Regions from separate parts of the Homo sapiens genome. Here region 2 is linked to region 1. A link is an interaction called in ENCODE POLR2A ChIA-PET data of the cell type or tissue named here. Cell type or tissue: OCI-LY7. All regions are shown on one strand.

What was found. ChIA-PET counts read pairs that join two places held together with the same protein. Peaks named below come from ENCODE experiments on the same cell type or tissue, not always from the same donor. Only the 100,000 strongest peaks of a DNase experiment are listed, where the experiment ranks them.
Region 2: POLR2A ChIA-PET joins it to region 1 with 8 read pairs; 1 of 35 experiments calls an interaction of 5 or more read pairs at or near these places.

The regions. Positions count from the first base shown.
Region 1 is chr1:197,147,477-197,151,476 of GRCh38, reverse strand. No RefSeq gene overlaps it. Among named protein-coding and RNA genes, the nearest start is that of ASPM, 2.8 kb to the right of the region's middle. In OCI-LY7, no CTCF peak of the experiment used is centred here; no DNase peak of the experiment used is centred here; H3K27ac peaks cover 216 bases.
Region 2 is chr1:198,163,246-198,167,245 of GRCh38, reverse strand. The region is part of intron 1 of NEK7 (NIMA related kinase 7); the gene reads right to left. Among named protein-coding and RNA genes, the nearest start is that of NEK7, 8.2 kb to the right of the region's middle. RefSeq lists an enhancer at 1,126-1,225. In OCI-LY7, no CTCF peak of the experiment used is centred here; no DNase peak of the experiment used is centred here; H3K4me3 peaks cover 1,315 bases; H3K27ac peaks cover 15 bases.

The DNA.
Region 1 (4,000 bases):
GTAAATAAATGCTTATGGCCTTGCTCCAGTAAAACTTTATTTGCCAAAAAAAAAAAAAAAAAAAAAAGCCAATGGGTCAGATTCAGCCCTTAGGCCATAGTTTGCTGATCCCTGGATTAGGTAATAGTTGATAATAAACAGTTTGTATCACAGTCACTTATAGTCCTTTGATGAGGCATTCAGTCTCTACCATACCTAATAGCATAATTAGGATCTGTTTTTCAAATGATAGATGATTTTCTGCAGAGGAAGGCATAGTCTTATTCTCCAAACCTGGAATTTTGTACTGTGATACTTCTCTGGAAACTTGCCAGAGCTTCTATTCCACATCTTGGATTGTCATGGAATGAGTGTTTTGGGCCATTGCAGCCCAGACCTACTGCAGAGATCTTACTTGTTCCAGGCCTAACTCAAAAATGTCAGTCTTAGAGTTTACTAGGTAAATGGTTTGGTGAGATGTGTCTTAATAATGCATGCATTGCCTCCAAAATCTAAAGAGGCTTTACAAATGATACAAAGTACAAGTTGCCTCTTATTTTAGAAGAGATAGCCTGACATGTCTCAGACCATTGGATCCCTAAAAACTTTACAGATGTGATAGGACCCTGAACTTTGTCCCATCTGGTTTACATTTGTTTTATTATTGGCATCCACAGTGCTTGCTCCTGTTGAGAGATGCAACTTACCATGGGCTCTGAGCAGGCCTACACATTCTTGCTGGCTATGCTAAGAATGTGAAGCCCTTATTAATTTCTACATAGGCCATTTCTCAGGATTGTGTTTGCAGAAATCTTGAGGGACGATAGGATGTCTCCCTGCCCAGGCATAGTACTATAAAAACAGTCAAATCTCCAATTCGCTCTTCCTTTCCTGTAATACAACCCACTGTGTGTGCAGGCATCCATCAAGGGCCCTTTGTATGGTCCCATGAGACTTAGGAAGCAGGAGGAATCAATGTGAATGAACATGCTGACACTCTAGCTACTGTTTTTTCTGTGAATAATAAAGTCTTGTCTCTAACCCAAAACTGTCATATTTTCTGCTGGCCTTTATGAAACTGGCACGCTAACTCTTTAGCTTGCAAGAGGGATAAAATCTCAGACTCACACAATTCTTGACAAGTACTTCTTGCTCACCAGGTTTAATTAGCAAATGTCATCAATATAATGGACCAGTGTGATACTAAGATCCAGGTCTCTCTGAACAATATTACAGTATAGGTAGGAAATTTGACGAGCCCTGAGGCAGGACAGTAATGCTACAGCATTGTACCACTACTTAAGTACAAAGTGCTTCGGTTTTTCAATACTGGATGAATGGGGAAAAACAAGAAAAATGCATTTTGCTTGATTCATAGCTGCAAACCAGCTGACAAAGGTATGTTGATTTGTGTATAAAAATAACACATCTGAAACTGTAGTGTAATAATTGGCATCATCACCTAATTGCTATAATCTACTATCATTTTCCAGAATCTATCTGGCTTTTGCACTGGCCAAATAAGTGGAGAAAGTGGGTATATGGACAAAATCACTATCCCAACATCTCTCAGGTATTCAGAATAATCTCTGAATTGCCGTGGTGGGAAAATGGTGATTTTCAGGGGCTTCCACTTGGCCCTTTCTCCAATAATTGCCCTTGTTCCTTGGATCTAGGAACCAGTGTGAGAATGTGGTCAGTAAGTGTTCCTATTTTATATTCTGGAAATGGGTGGATCCAAAGGACACTTGGTAAGACAGATTCTGACTTAGATGCCATCTGTCACCGGTTCTTGAGAAGCTCTCACTATGTCTGGTGGTCCACAGTGACATTTTAGGATTCTGGAGTATAGCAGAAAGGCAGAGCTATTATCTCATTATCTAATAACCCTTAGGAAGTCAAGTTCCTGCCCCCAATCCATATTCATGTGGGTAAATGACTGCAGTTCCCTCTGGGGAATTGTTGAGAGAAGATTTATGGTATTCGTGTTGCAGGGTTCTTTCTAGTCAAGGAGCTTTGGGTGTATGAACTGTCTTAAGTTTGGAAAGTGGGTAAAAGGCATAACTGCCACAACATTGGCTTCAGTTAGGTTTTTTGCTTTGCATATGTGGTATTTCTCTGCCTATATATGTTAGGCAGCACCATAGTATATAGCTCATCTTATTTATAGGGCCCTTGAGAAACTGGCCATTGCCACAGATCCCTGCCTCTAATTACAATTCTGCCATTAGCATATTGTGGTAAGAACTATACCACCTTGTCTATTAAGTGCCAATCGACTTTGACCACTTGTGGATCATATAATTCACATGGAGATCAGAGAACCTATTTTCATTATTGATCCTCTATCATCATTTCTGGCCTATAAAAAATAGTCACCCAGGTCTTTTCATGGATGCTGGAGTCCTTTTTATTAGTTAATGCATTTATCAACACCTTGGTAAAAGGAGAATGGGTGGAGGGTGTGCATGTTTAGATGTGACTTGGCCAAGCAGGTTGCACATGTAGATTTTCTCCAACATTCCTATCTTCCTGAGCTTTTGGACTCCTTCGTGTACAGAATGCCAGGTAGTTTGAGCATTTTGACCTAACTGCCTGTTTTGTTTTTGTTTTTATAAAGACCATGTCTCACTTTGTTGCTGGTTTTTAACTCCTGGGCTCAAGCGATCTTCCTGTCTCAGCCTCCCAAAGTGCTGGAATTACAGGCATGAGCTACCGTGCCTGGCCTTGACCTACCTGACTGTAAACCACTACTGAGTTCAGTTTTCAATTAGTGAACCTATTAAACTATTAAAGCCATTCCCAGGTACTTCGGACATTGTATTAATTAAATGGGTAAAGTGCACCCATGACAATAAATTTGGCCTTATTGTTCCTTATGATTTGTCCTCTTGGTCTAACACCATTACATTCCACCTTAGACTGTCAAAATCTTTTAACTCTTTGCTGTATAGGCTGTTTCCTCCCTCCCACAGCATATCTTGCACTCTCCTCCGTCCAAGTTTTATTTTTTGGAGCCTAACTAAGCTAATGGAGAGGTCGTGGGGGGTAGATGCTGAGGAGAACTGGAAATGACTTGTGAGGCTCTGCTCCAGGGTTTTGTTTTGTTGTTTTTTTTTTTAAGCCTCTATGAAAGAATTTTTTTTTTTTTTTTTTTTTTTTTTGACAGCGTCTTGCTCTCTTGCCCAAGCTGGAGTTCAGTGCCATGATCTCGGCTCACTGCAACCTTGCCCCCACCCCCCACCCCAGGTTCAAGCGATTCTTCTGTCTCAGCCTCCGGGGTAGGTGGGATTACAGGCATGCTCCACCACGCCTGGCTAATTTTTTTATTTTTAGTGGAGACGGCATTTCGCCATGTTGGCCAGGCTGGTCTCAAACCCCTGACCTCAAGAATCCGCCTGCCTCAGCCTCCCAAAGTGCTGGGTTACAGGCTTGAGCCACCGTGCCCAGTGGAAAAATTTCGTTTAAATATTGTTAAGGTCCAACTTCAGGTGAAATTGGACACCATTGAATATAATTTCATGTCTCATCTTCCTTATTTTGATTTCCCATTGACTTCTCTTTTTACATGTTTTGTGTAACCATACATACATCCAGACATTATTTTTATTTTTTAAGTTTTCTACTGCCTTTAGAGGCAATATAGTGTAGTGGGTAAGAGCAAGACTAGGGCCAAACTGCTGGGATTACAGGCATGTGTACCTATCTGGGTTATGCCACTTCCTACTTAGCTGTATGACCTGTATTCCTCATCTGTAAGATACAAATAATGGTACCTACGCCCTAAGAGATACCTCGTAGGTTTAAGGCAAAGGTTGAGATAAATAGGTAAAGGATTTTTAAAAAATCCCTAGCCTAGGGTCGGGCGCCGCTCAGGCCTGTAATCCCAGCACTTTGGGAGGCCGAGGCGGAGGCAGGCGGATCACTTGAGGCCAGGAGTTCCAGACCAGCCTGGCCAACATGGCGAACTCCCCTCTCTACCAAAAATACAAAAATTAGCCAGTCGTGGTGAGGCGCGCCT
Region 2 (4,000 bases), 1.0 Mb before region 1:
GAGGATGTCCTTATGAGAAGAGACACAAGCGAAAACACATAGGAAGAACCTGCATGTCAGAGGCAGAGAATGGAGTGATATATCCACAAGCCAAGGAAAGACAAGGATTGCTGCCAATACCAGAAGCTAAGAGAAAGGCATGAGCCACATTCTCCCTTAAGCCTTCAGAGAGAACACGGCACTGTCAACACCCTGACTTCTGACTTCTGGCCTGCAGAATGGTGACAGAATAAATTTGTTGTTTTATACCATCTAGTTTGTAATAATTTGATACAGCAGTTACAGAAAACTAATGAAGGCATATCTCATTTTATTGTGCTTCACACATTGTGTTTTTTATAAACTGAAGGTTTGTGGCAACCCTATGTGAAGTTAGTCTGTTAGTGTCATTTTTCCAATAGCATGTGCTCACTCCATATCTCTGTGTCACATATTGGATATTCTTGCAATAATTCAAACTATGTCACTATTATTATATCTTTTATGGTGGTCTGTGATCAGCAATCTTTGATGTTACTGTATTTGTTTTGGGGCACCATGAATCATGTCCAAATAAAACGGTAAACTTAACGATACATGGTGTGTGAATGTTCTGACTGCTTCACTGCACCAGCCGTTCCCATCTCTCTCCCTCTCCTTGGGCCTCACTATTCCCTGAGACACAACAATAATGAAAATTAAGCCAATTAATAACCCTACAATGGCCTTCAAGTGTTCGAGTGAAAGAAAGAGTCACCCATCTCTCACTTTAAATCAAAAGCTGGAAATGATTAAGCTTAGTGAGAAAGGCATGTCAAAGGTCAAGACAGGTCAGAAGCTAGTAGCTCAGAAGCTAGGCCTCTGGAGCCAAACAGCCAAGTTGTGAATGCAAAAGAGAAGTTCTTGAAGGAAATTAAAAGTGCTAGTCCAAAATGGTACATTATCAGTGGTTGCTGAAGCTCGGAGCTGGTCTATTACACTATTTTGTTTATTTTGAATGTGTTTAAAATTTTCTATAATTGAGTAAAACATCTGTATAAAAAGACAAAAGAAAAAAGTGATACTCAGTGAACACACCAATGATAAGAAAGTGAAACAGCCTTACGGCTGAGACAGAGAAAGTTTTAGCGGTCTGGATAGAAGATCAAACCAGTCACATTTCCTTAAATCAAAGTCTAATCCAGGGCAAGGCACTAACTCCCTTCAGCTCTGTGAAGGCTGAGAGTGGTGAGGAAGCTGCAGAAGAAAAAATGGAGTTAACAGAGGTTGGTCCATGAAGTCCAAGGAAATATGTCATCTCTATCATATAAAAATGCAAGTTGAAGCAGCAATTGCTGAAGTAGAAGCTACAGCAAGTTATCCAGAAGATCTAGCTAAGATCATTGATAAAGGTGGCTACACTAAACAACAGATTTCCAATATGGATAAAACAGCCTTCTATTTGAAAAAGATGCCATCTAGGACTTTTATAGCTAGAGAGAGGTCAATGCCTGGCTTCAAAGCTTCAAGAACAGGCTCTGGTTAAGGGCTGACGCAGCTGGTGAACCCAATGCTCATTTAGCATCCCCTGAAAATCCTAGGGCCCTTAAGAATTATGCTAAATCTACTCTGCCTGTGTGCTATAAGTGGAAAAACAAAACCTGGGCAACAGCACATCAGTTTACAGCATGGTTTTTTGAGTATTTTAAGCCCACTGTTGAGACCGACTGCTCAGAAAAAGATTTCTTTCAAAATATGACTACTAATTGACAATGTACCTAGTCACCAACAGCTCTGATGGAAATATACAAGATGATTAATGTTGTTTTCATGCCTACTGACACAACATCCATTCTACAGCCCACGGATCAAGGAATAATCCACTTTCAAGTCTTCTTATCTAAGAATACGAAATACATTTCTTAAATCTATAGCTGTCATAAACAGTGATCACTCTGATAGATCTGGGTAAAGTAAACTGAAAACCTTCTGAAAAGGATTCACCATTCTAGATGCCATTAAAAACGATTGTCATTCATGGGAGGAAGTCAAAATATCAATGTCAATAGGAGTTTGGAAGAAGTTGATTCCAACCCTCATGGACGACTTTGAGGGAGTCAAGATTTCAGTGAAGGAAGTCACTACAAATGTGGTGGAAACAGCAAGAGAACTAGAATTAAAAGTAAGCCTGAAGATGTAACTGAATTGCTACAATCCCATGATAAAACTTCAATGGATGAGGAGTCGCTTTTTATAAATGAGCAAAGAAAATGCGTCTTAAGACGGAATCTACTCCTGATGAAAATGCTGTGAACATGGCTAAAATGACAACATAGGATTTAGAATATTCCATAAACTTTTAAGCAGCAGCAGGGTTTGAGAGGATTGACTCCAATTGTACAAGATTTTCTACTTTGGGTAAAATGCTATCAAACAGCATCATATGCTACAGAGAAATTTTTCATGAAAGAAAGAGTCAATTGATGTGGCAAGCTTTATGGTTGTCTACTTTTAAGAAAACGACACAGCCACCAGCCTTCAGTGACCGTCACCGTAATCATTTAGCAGCCATCAACATTGAGGTAAGACCCTCCACCAGCAAAAATATTATGAACTGCTGAAGGTTCAGATGATCGTTAGCATTTTTTGGCAATAAAATATTTTTTAATTATGTATATTTTTTAGACATAATGCTATTGCACACTGTATAGACTACAGTATAGTGTAACTCTAACTCCCATATGCACTTGGAAACCAAAAGATTCATCTGACTCGCTTTATTGCAAGATTCACTTTATTGCAGTGGTCTAGACTAGAACCTGCAATATCTCTGAATAATGCCTGTATAGAGCTAGGGCCCACAGCATTGTTTCCTGGACCACAATAGGCAGGGTATGGTTCTAGGGTCCCCCAAATAGCAGGATTTTTCTTACTGTAACTGTGTCTTGACCAGAGCAGTGGCTGTATGGCCCTAGACCGGTGGACTTCTGATCACAGAAGAGGCAGAAACTCCCTTGGGGGCCTGGTACTGGGACATTCTGCTGGAAGCTCAAACTCCCTCACAACCATTAAATACTATTAAATGTTCAGTAACAAATTCCTTTCCACTTAAAAAAAGTGATTAGAGGAGTAAACGGGAGAACTATGTAACTAAAGACAATCTTTACTGACAGCTGATTTTTTGTTGTTGTTGTTGTTGTTGCATTTTTAGTAAAGATGGGGTTTTGTCATGTTTCCAAGGCTGGTCTCAAACTCCTGGGCTCAAGCAGTCTGCTCAGCCTCGGCCTCCAAAGCGCTGGGATTACAGGTGTGAGCCACAGTGCCCAGCCAACAGCTGATATTGTAAATACTCAAAGCCATAAAAGTGAAGGTGAAAACAATATGTCATTCAACAATAAAAAATATTTCTTAACAGTAAATACATTATTAAAACTTTATTTTAAATGCATTTTGAAAATGGAAAAAAATGTCAGTTTTCACTGAATACCACACCTACCACCAGACTACTCTAAACATATTCTAACAACAAAGACGGTGATGAGAACAAAGGAAGTCAATTTGTAGGTTGCCATGAAAAATAAGAAATAATTCGTTCCATAAACCAATCCTCCCCCCAGAAAAATCTTCTTATATAAGACCTTTCAATTTACATGTATTTATTGACTAACAAACCACACCTAGAAATAAACTGTTTGGAATAAAGATATACTATTTGCATAAAACAAATGACCTATTCTAGGTGTCTCTTTTTTTAATTTTTTTTTTATTTTTTTTAGAGACAGGGTCTCACTCTGTCACCAGGTGGGAGTGCGGTGGCATCATCACAGCTCACTGCAGCCTCGAAATCCTAGACTCAAGCCATCCTCCAGGCCCAAGCAATCCTCCTGCCTTAGCCTCCCAAGTAGCTGGGATTACAGGTGCGTGCCACCAAGCCCAACTAATTTTTTTTAAATTTTTTGTAGTGACAGGGTCTCACTATATTGATCAGGCTGGTCTTGAACTCCAGGTCTCAAGCAATCTTCCCACCTTGGCCTCCCAAAGT